Regions from separate parts of the Homo sapiens genome. Here region 2 is linked to region 1. The links are chromatin contacts, found by Hi-C or POLR2A ChIA-PET in ENCODE. All regions are on one chromosome and are shown on one strand. Each heading gives the region's core, a stretch centred on a gene start or an enhancer-like site at or near the end of the contact. The rest is flanking DNA. Distances are from core to core; before and after follow the strand shown. Region 1 overlaps LOC107985255 (a long non-coding RNA gene). Region 2 overlaps LOC107985255 (a long non-coding RNA gene).

The links. Hi-C counts contacts between places; a loop is a spot of excess contacts on that map. ChIA-PET counts read pairs that join two places held with the same protein, here RNA polymerase II (POLR2A). Pooled maps may share reads with other maps.
Region 2: a map of PC-3 shows a loop between it and region 1 (5-fold over the local background). The contact joins two enhancer-like sites. A Hi-C loop is called at or near these places in 1 of 168 maps with a recorded cell type or tissue (PC-3), 4 of 37 single-sample maps with no recorded cell type and 4 of 50 pooled maps. POLR2A ChIA-PET finds 5 or more read pairs at or near these places in 2 of 52 experiments (A673 and Panc1).

The regions. Positions count from the first base shown.
Region 1 is chr1:209,037,392-209,042,577 of GRCh38, reverse strand. All of the region lies in intron 1 of LOC107985255 (a long non-coding RNA gene), which reads left to right. Among named protein-coding and RNA genes, the nearest start is that of LINC01774, 68 kb to the right of the region's middle. Within about 2 kb of position 3,122, at least 3 of the 41 ENCODE cell types and tissues checked have a DNase peak (open chromatin) inside an H3K27ac peak, as active enhancers do; they include PC-3, where a contact is called at or near this core.
Region 2 is chr1:209,070,314-209,075,162 of GRCh38, reverse strand. The region is part of intron 1 of LOC107985255 (a long non-coding RNA gene); the gene reads left to right. Among named protein-coding and RNA genes, the nearest start is that of LINC01774, 100 kb to the right of the region's middle. Within about 2 kb of position 2,547, at least 3 of the 41 ENCODE cell types and tissues checked have a DNase peak (open chromatin) inside an H3K27ac peak, as active enhancers do; they include PC-3, where a contact is called at or near this core.

The DNA.
Region 1 (5,186 bases), core at 1,873-4,372:
GGAAGCCCACTGAGTGACCTTGAAAACCGTTTAATATGGCAAAGTGGCCATCCTCCTGGATCATGAGTAACTATAGACCAGTGTGCCCTCAACTCCCACCTACCAACATGGAACAGTTAGTGAGCAGAAATTAAACTTCTATTTTACTAAGCAATTAAGTGCTTGGATCGATTTATTATTGTAGCCTAGCTATATCAATTAGGATAAGCTAGGTTATAATGTGGTTTCTTAAAAACCCAGCGGTTTAAACCACAAATGTTTCTTACTCATATTACTTGATCATTGAAGGTTGTCTGAGGAATCTTCTCCACTATGTACCCACTTTGTTACCCTCTCTCTGGGACCCAGACTAATGGAGCAGCCACCGTCTGCATTATTACTGGTCAGTCTGATACAGAGAAAAGAGTCCTGGAGAGTCTTACATCAGCCATTGCACAATCAGCCTGAGAGTCACACACGTCATTCCTCACCCACAACTCATTGGACAGATTTGGTCATATGACCCCAATCAAGGACAGAAAGTACAATCTTACTGTGCATTTAGAGTATCATTAAAGACCACCACACCAGCCTAACTGGTCTAAAATAGCCTATTATGTGCTAGACTCTATGCTAGATGTTGGCATTTAAAGATCAATATGTCATGGCCCCAAATTTATAATTTTACAATACATTGTTTTTTTTTCTTTTTTCTTTTTTTTTTTTTTTAGTTATACTTTAAGTTCTAGGGTACATGTGCACAATGTGCAGGTTTGTTACGTATGTATACATGTGCCATGTTGGTGTGCTGCACCCATAAACTCGTCATTTACATTAGGTATATCTCCTAATGCTTTCCCTCCCCCCTCCCCCCACCCCACGACAGGCCCCAGTGTGTGATGTTCCCCTTCCTGTGTCCAAGTGTTCTCGTTGTTTAATTGCCATCTATGAGTGAGAACATGCGGTGTTTGGTTTTTTTGTCCTTGCGATAGTTTGCTGAGAACGTTTTTTTTTTTTCTAACCTTGTGGATGGATACCATCCAAATTCGTTGATTTTTCTATAATATTTTTGAAACAGAGTACATGTATTATTAATTAACTCATTTATCCCATCAATAATACATATTGTCTCCATTTACTACATATACCTCTCTAGGAACAATTATACAGTTGGCATGGATCTTTCCCTCAAAGAAATCAGAGTGTAGGAAATGGTTTGTTCTCATACCTCCGACCTATCTCTATTATATGTCTCCTGGGCCATTTTCTCAATAAAACCAAGGCAGACTTCATTTTGTTGCTTTGCTCTTACCATGTGGGAGTTGAGGATTAAGCTGGCAGAATGGGGCCTCTCCTGCCCATGGCACAGAGACAACTTTCCTGCTGAACCTCTACCATTTGGTTCTTAGGCCCTTGGCTTGTCTTGAGGTCCTGTGAATCAGTTCACACATGACATGGGCCTCCACCAATACACCAGAGAAACAAAAGGTAGGGCAAGGGCTGAGAACCATGTATGTTGCTCAAACTCATCCTTCTTCAGGTGCCAAGGCTCTATTTATTTTGGAGAACTTTGTTCACTTGAAAATTTCTTTGAAAGGTAATAAAGCAATGGTTTTAAAATTGTATTCTACAGTGCCAAAGGATTAAGAGGAAGGTGTTCCAGAGACAGCTCAAGCAAGAAGCTCCACACCTTCTGCCTCAGTTTCAGCCAAAGCAGCTTTATTACTGACGGATTTATGTATTGGAATTGTACATATGAGTCTATTGTTAGAAAGGTTTCATTACTTTAAAAGATTAGATGATCTAATGAATTGCTATTTCAAAACATTGCTGGGAGCCCAAGAGAATTAACAAAGTCACCTCCCTCACAGATCCCAGACCAAGAAATCTGGAAGGGATTCCGAATCATACAGCCTCTTTCGAGTGAGTAATTCACTAGGACATTAGGAAAGTGCACAAAGTCTCATAGACTGTACCCCATCCCCTCAAGACCCTGAGTTCCCTAAAGGAAACTTTTAGCCCCGTGCTTTGCACACAGTCAAAGACATAAGAGTGACTGTAGAATGAGCAAAGGAATGACTCAGGATTAGCCTTTTGTATAATGCATATAAAAATCAAAGCTCAGAGTGGTGAAGGTTTTGGCCCAAGGTCATAAAGGAAAAACAATGGCAAAGTTAGGATAAAACTCTGGGATTTTTTACACTGGATTGTGCCCCATTGACTCTTCAACAGCAATAAAAATGTCCAAAGTCAGCTGGGCGCGGTGGCTCATGCCTGTAATCCCAGCACTTTGGGAGGCCGAGGTGGGTGGATCACGAGGTCAGGAGATGGAGACCATCCTGGCTAACACGGTGAAACCCCATCTCTACTAAAAATACAAAAAAAAAAAAAAAAAAAAAAATAGCCAGGCATGGTGGTGGGCACCTGTAGTCCCAGCTACTTGGGAGACTGAAGCAGGAGAATAGCATGAACCCAGGAGGTGGAGCTTGCAGTGAGCCGTGATCATGCCACTGCACTCCAGCCTGGGTGACAGAGTGAGACTCCGTCTCAAAAAAAAAAAAAAAAAAAAAAGTCCAAAGTCAACTTCTCACTTCCTAACCTTTGCTCTGTCTCCAAACTCATCCTAAAGATGTAACACAGAGACAGTGCAAGTTCCAATTCAAATGATCAATGGTTTTTTCTTTCTATTTCCATTAGCACAAGATTTGAAAGAAGTCCCCCCCTTTTTTGTCCTCCCTTCATCCCTTTAGCTCCCACAAGGGCAGGGGTAGACGCTGTCCAGCAGCAGTGATCTGTGGGTGTTGCTGAGCTGAGGACAGAGGAGACAGTTTAAGGAAGACGAAGCCTGGCTAAGGTTAGGCTCTTCCAGTTTCTCCTTCCTTTGTGCCTTGCCTTTTTTTGCATCACTGATGTTATTTATGGAATGCCAGCATGTTTCTTTTTTTAATTAAAAAGAGGAAATATCGAGTCTCGTATAAGAACAAGAGTGATGACTCAATAGGGCTGCTCAGTGCCAAATTACTTCCTGTAATCGCATGTGTAGCAGTGTTTCTTACAGAAGCAGGCTTTGGGGCTCCTGGTGAGATTGCACCCGGGCTGCCCACCTGCCCAAGTGACTCATTCCTAACAGCCCAGGATGTCTCACACATTTAGTCATAAACTCTGGCCTGATGAAACCAAGCTTACCCAATCTTGCTGATCTATAAGCAGGGAAGGGGGATAAGCTAGCAGGGATAATATAATTTTTGGTTGAGTCTTCTTTCAGGTAAAATATTAGGTTTTTCAGGCATTGTAACATATCAGAGGATTATTATTTTTAATAATATAAATCACCTTGAAACATATCTATTTTAATTTCTTCCTGTTACTGGGAAGGAAACTAAGACCTAAGTCAATTTGGAGAGTATTTGACTATCTACTATATAGAAAGGATTGTGCTCAGCCTTCGTGGGCCAAATGACCTTTCAAGGTCCACAACATATGGGTGACAAACAGAATTAATTGCTAAATATCCTCATTCCCATACAAATCTCCCTTCCACCATATGAATCTAAAGTTTGGGTTATTGTCAGAACTATCTTGCCAGTCTAGAAATTCTAGACTGATATGTGAATGAGTATGTGTGTGTGAATGTGTCTGTGTGTGTGTGTGTGTGTTAGCTATGTGCCTGTAGCTAGGAGAGGTATATTGCAATCCAAACTGGAAACAGTAGACATAGAAGGCAGCATGTCAGAACTAGAAGACATGCCCTTTGGATTTATAGAAACCTAGTTGTCAATTTTGGTCCTTCCAACTACCATGTAACCACGGCTCAGTTTCAAATCATGTTGAGCCTTACTTTTGTCCTATAAAAATATACAGTAAAATAGGTTTGATGTTTACCTAAAAAGAGTATATGCAAAGTATATTAATCTTCCTTTTTGTTTTCTTATGCTTTGACATCTTGGGGACTTGCTGGTCCTGGAGGGACTGTTCTGTAACCCATGACTTTAATCCAGTCACCTCTATTCTATTAGGCTCTCACATTCCTGGCTACTATCTCTGTTCTAATCACCCTGGGGCCAGATACCAGACTAACAGGAACAGTCCTTCTTCCCCAGAACCTATTAAAATTATTCAGATGGGCCAATCCTAAGCATCCTTATCCTGCCTCACATATTTCTTCCCACGGAAACCACAATAAAGGCTTTTGCCCACGTTTTCCCTTCATTCCCTCTGCCTCCTGAGCTACCTTGGTGCCTTCCTGTATGTCTCCTTCCCCACCTGTCCCTACCCCTTAATGTGGCATGCGCCTTCTTTGGGATCTGTGAGTAGCAAACTCTTTCCACTGGTAGTCATCTCCCGATCTGTTGATGTCGCCATACCTGAATGATAATATAACCTATATTCAAAAGCGGAGTACTGACAAAGCACTTCATACTTAAAGGTTCTCAAATTCTTCCATGTAACATAATGAATTAATGACTGCCTATGTGTGAAGTTTTTGAGTATACAGATATGAATAATACCCACTTTCAGCTTTCAAGGGAGTACTGAAAATAGCATCCTATCAGAAGTGTGGGTGGGGTATGGAAATGTTTCTATGACAGATCGAGGACATCAAATGACCTGCTTCAGGACACACACCAATTCAGAGTTTTCTGACCACCAGCCCAGGATTTGGCTTTCAGTGGGATCTACGGCTTCTTTGAGTAAGACTTTGGATTTTGACCTTGGCCTGTCTGCAGCCAAAAGTATGCTTGGTTGCCCCAGAAACAGTCCATGTTAGCCTCCACCTCCTACTCTGGGGTTTTGTTCAAGTGGTACTTAGACAAAATATTCATTTCTTCTTTGGCCTCCATTCTACATTCCATATTCATTTATTTTCAATAAACAGTTTCAGATTCCTCATTTTTCCCCCTAAAGCTTACAAATAAATTTTTCTGTCTTGCCTTTCTTGCTGCATTTACATAAAAGCCACGCTGAAAAATTTATAGCAGTAATGGAAATCTTGGGGAAAACAAAATGCTCTGAGAACAAATGGCTGCTTTAACCCTTTGCTAAAGAGCAATGAGTGCCAGGCTTGCAGTGCCACAGGGCAAACAATTCCATGGGGAAGAAACACACCTGAAGATACCCAGCTTACCTATAAAATGCCAATAATGGAATCAATTGGAGGAGGGATCCTTATGACTTTATTCATCAAATTCTTTAAGTCTATATTCTCT
Region 2 (4,849 bases), core at 1,298-3,797, 33 kb before region 1:
TTTGTGCATAGTGGGAGAGTTCAGACTTTTTTCCAAAAAGCTAATTTCAACACTATTTATTGACTAGTCTACACAAGAAGTTGGCAAACTGTGGTCCAAAGGCCACATTTTGCTCAGTACCTGTTTTTGTACATAAAGTTTTGTTGGAACACAGCTATTTGTTTAGTATTGCCTATGGCTGTTTTCACACTACAGTAGCAGAGTTGAGTAGTTGCAACAGAGACTTTGTCCCCCAAAGTCTAAAATATTTATAATATTGTCTTGTAAAGAAAAGGTTTTCTGATCCCTGATTCCCCACTGATCTGAAATATCTTCTTATATACACTAAATGTCTGTTTGTATAATGACTGAGTGCTAGTTTGCTACTTACTTATGAATCTATTCCTGAGTCAATACCATGCCATACAGTTGTAGGTTTATAGTGTATTTTGATATCTGTATGACAAACACTCATTTATTTTTCTTTTCCAAAAATTTATTTGCTCTTTTACATAAATCATTTTATGTATAAACTTTAGAAATGTCAAATTTTAAAAAACATGAACAAATAAAAACTCTTGTAATTCTGATAGAAAATTTTAGTGAACTTGTAGATCTGGAGAGGATTGACATATTCACTATATTGAGGCTTCTATTTCAGAAACATGGTATGCCTTGACATTAATATTAGACTCTTCTCCTTCATTGAGGAAAGTTTTATAGTTTTCTTCTATAGGTCTTGCTTAATTTCTTTTCAGATTTGTGCATGTATATTTAGCAGATTTTGATTGCTAGTGCACACTGGACATTTGCAGTTTTGCTATTTTGCCATCCATACTCCTTTTCTATGTTGGGAGAATCTCAAGGCATGGGAAAGGAGGGCCTCTGTTTCCTACTTATCTCTCACTACAGAAGATAAAGTAGTGGGGGCATTTTATCTTCCTACCCTGGGTAGCTAGAGAATGGACATATAATTTAAGCTTGGTTAATGAAATGTCACTGTCAGATTGTAAACACTAAGAGGATAAGTCAAAGGGTTAGTTAGAGACTTTTTTTGGCATAGCAGGTGCCTGGAGGCCAGAGTTCTGTTCAGTGGCATGGTGGTGCAATTGCTGGGATGGAGCAGTCCAGCAGCATGGTAGTGGGCATCCAATGGTGGCATCAGTGGTGGTGTGCTATGCCAATTGCCTTTGGCATGATCTTGGCTGAACATTGTTTGCCTTGGTTCTTCCTGAACCCCTGTTCCTAGTCAATGCAGTGGACTACCTAATGCCCTACCAATAAGCTTTGTTTCTGCCTAAGATAGCCAGAATCAGTTTCTGTTGTTTATAACCAAGAACCCTGACAAGAGTCCATCTTGCATTACAATATACAATTGGTTATTTTTGATGCATATAGAAGCCATTGATGTTTGCAGTAGTCTTAGAAGTCAAAGATAAAATTGATTATTTTACCTTCAGGTCATTCATAGTTAGAGGATTTTGAAGCTGAAATAATCCCAAGAGCTCCTGGGTACTGAACACCTACTATATGGCAGACACATATATTCTGTATTGCTTTCAATCTCCTTAATTATCTTAGATAACTGGCATTTTTTATTTCTACTTTTACAAATAAGGAAATGGAGTTTTGGAGAGTTTAAGAAACATGTCATGGTTATGTAACTCATGAGGAGTGGAGCTGGATTTTGAACTTGTGTTTGTTCTATTACTAAGTCTCTGATGTTTTGAGTTCCCCTAGCTGACTTTGTAAATAAATGTTGTCTTTTAAATATTTACTTCCCAGAGCCGGGTGCGGTGGCTCACACCTATAATCCCAGCATTTTGGGAGGCTGAGCTGGGCGGATCACGAGGTCAAGAGATCGAGACCGTCCTGGCTAACACGGTGAAACCCCATCTCTACTAAAAATACAAAAAATTAGCTGGGCATGGTGGCAGGTGCCTGTAGTCCCAGCTACTCAGGAGGCTGAGGCAGGAGAATGGCGTGAACCCGGGAGGCGGAGCTTGCAGTGAGCTGAGATCGCGCCACTGCACTCCAGCCTGGGTGACAGAGCGAGACTCTGTCTAAAAAAAAAAAATTTACTTCCCAGATATGCATACGCAATATTCATCACTTTTTTCTCTAAGAACATTGACCGCAATCCCAGGTTCAGTTCAGACCTTCAAGTTTTGTTCTTGTCATCTTCTTTGCCTTTCACTGCCTCTGCACCTGAAACTAGACAATTTTTGTTCAAATATATCATTCTTTCCCTTCCTTTCTCCATTTTATATATTTGAATTCTTCATGAAGTCTCTGTGAGTCCTATGGCCCATGATGTTCTCTTCTTTTCTGAACTTCTGCAGCATATCTCAATTCCACTCACTTGACACTTAAACTTATACAGCATTGCACTTTTATTGGCTTTTTAGGCATGTCTACCTTATCACTCATACAAAACTGTTCTGATTCAAGAGAAAAAAATGTACCCTATTCATCCTTGTGGTCCCTGTAGCATCCATGTTAAATGGCATGCCCATGGTAACTCTAGAAACATCAACAATCTCTAAAGCTCTGAGGTCTTAAAAAACAATTGACTTTTGTATGAAACAGTTCAACCTGTGGGTGCTCTCTATCTGGAGAACATATATCTCTATGGAGATAGTTTTCTGATCCTGTCTTTAAATTACTTCAGATTTGGCAAGTTTTATTACAAATGCCTGAAGCATGGGTTGTGACCAGTTGACAATCTCCACCACCATGAGACCTGGGCGGGAGGCCGTGGGCAGACCTGGAACACACGGTAGCACACGGACACGGGGTAAGGTGGCTCTGCAGCCCAGTCTGCACTTTGTTCCCAAACCTGCTTCCCTGAAAGAGGGCTGTGCCACCTGGAGGTCGAGGCACTTTTTCTAATTTGCACAAAAATTATCTAGGCTCACAGAGGCCCTGGGTATGGGTTTTGCCTAAAGCAGGAAATACTGGTGGTAGACAACACAAAGCATTTTCTTAGTCAGAAATCAAGACATTGATACTGGTGGTTTTTCCCTCTATAGAAATTTTAATATCAAAAATGACCATAGTCTCAGAGAACCTTAGTTTTATATTTACCTGAAGACAAGGGGAATAAATGTATCCATGGATTGCTAATTTTGGTAAATCGCTTAAATTGTAAAGGGTTTTAAGATTCATTGCTCAGAGGAGTTGTAGGAGTACAGGGGTAGGGGCTGATGTACCAAGTGTGCCTCAGACTGAAACTGGAAGGGATCATCATCCCCAATGTCCTTGCCCCTTTTCGATGTGTACGCCCATCCTGTATTCCTCTGTCACCTCTCCTTGGGATGGATACTAAATCATGGTGTGTTCACATTTCTGATCTGTCTTAGATTTTGTTAGTGCAATTCTACATTAATAATGGAGCCTTAGGTTTCTCTCCCAATACCTGCATCTAAGGCCAATTCCTTGCCCAGCATCTCAGGTCATTCTGTCTTGTCAGGGGGAGGCTCTTGGAGGTAAGGGGGTACCCACACGCAGGCACTGAGGCCACTCTCCCTCAGAGTTTCTCTGCCCCATCAGCCGAAGAAGAGAGTCCTACCCTATTTGGTTTCACACATGCCTCCCAGGGCCGCAGAAACTCTCATACTGGCTTTAGAGTCATTATTTTCCTCCTTCTAGAGGTCTGGTGACTTCAGTTTATAAGCTCTAATTTTGCCCCTGAGGAAAGATTGATTTTTCTAAAACATATTCATCAATACTATTCAGGCTGATTCTACCCCCCTAAACTAATATGCTGATCCAGTGTCCCAAGGATTTAGTGGCCACATTTTCCAAATGCAAATTCGGAATACATGGTCTGACAAGGTGATAGAATATTTGAAATCGGGACTGACCTAGAAAATTCAGGACATGCAGCTGTCATACATAATGGCAACACGGCCTAGATAACACGCACCATTTTCCCTGAAGCCTGTCTGCATCATGACAGCTTCATTTGATGGTCTGAGATAGCCTGTCTCTTTCTGTTTTGGGTCACCCAGTTAGTATATCCTCATTTCCTCTTGGAGGGATGAATCCTGCGTTCAGCTTATTTACAACACAGGGATGACTGACAAGCTGTGTGCCCAACTCCACCCACTCTGACAGGTCAACTTGACTATATGTGAAGGAAGCATCCTCCAGGATCTCTGGTAACGGAAGGAACCAGCCTAACCACACTGAACATCAGACTGTGGGGGTCGTCTGGAAAGCTCTCCTTCAGCCTGTGTGCATGAGTTAATATTTGTGGAGTGTGGATACGGTCTCTATTTGGGAGATAAAGGAAAGGAAGGAATTTTGTACATGAACACTTGGGAAAACATGGGGAAAGTGAAAGGGAAGCTTTCTTTTCCTGTGCTATACTGAGAGAAAGAGCTGGAATTGATCTTCATGATAGAGAGAGCTGCAGGATAGTTTTCTTGGGAAGCTTTATGAAATTCCAAGCATGAATATTGTTGCTCAGGATCTAGTAGGTAAAGGAGAGAGCTGAATTTAGGAGAGGGGCTTTCTTCCTATTTCTGGAGTTCAGGTACCTCTAGGATTTATGGTGTGGGGAGGACTAGAAGATAATACATGTTATGGAGTGAATTGTGTCTCCCCCTAATTTGCAGGTTGAAGCCTTAAGCCCTCCATGTGACTGAATTGGAGACAGGGCCTTTCAGGAAGTGATTAAGGTTATGTCAGGTCATGAGGTGGGGCCCTCATCTGATGGAGCTGGTATCTTCATGAAAGGAAGAGACCTCGGAGATCTTGTTCTCTCTGCCATGCGAGGGCACAGTGAGAAGGCAGCTGTCTGCAAACCAGGAAGAGGGCCCTCAGTAGAAAGCAAATCCTATCAGAACCTTGATCTTGAACTTCC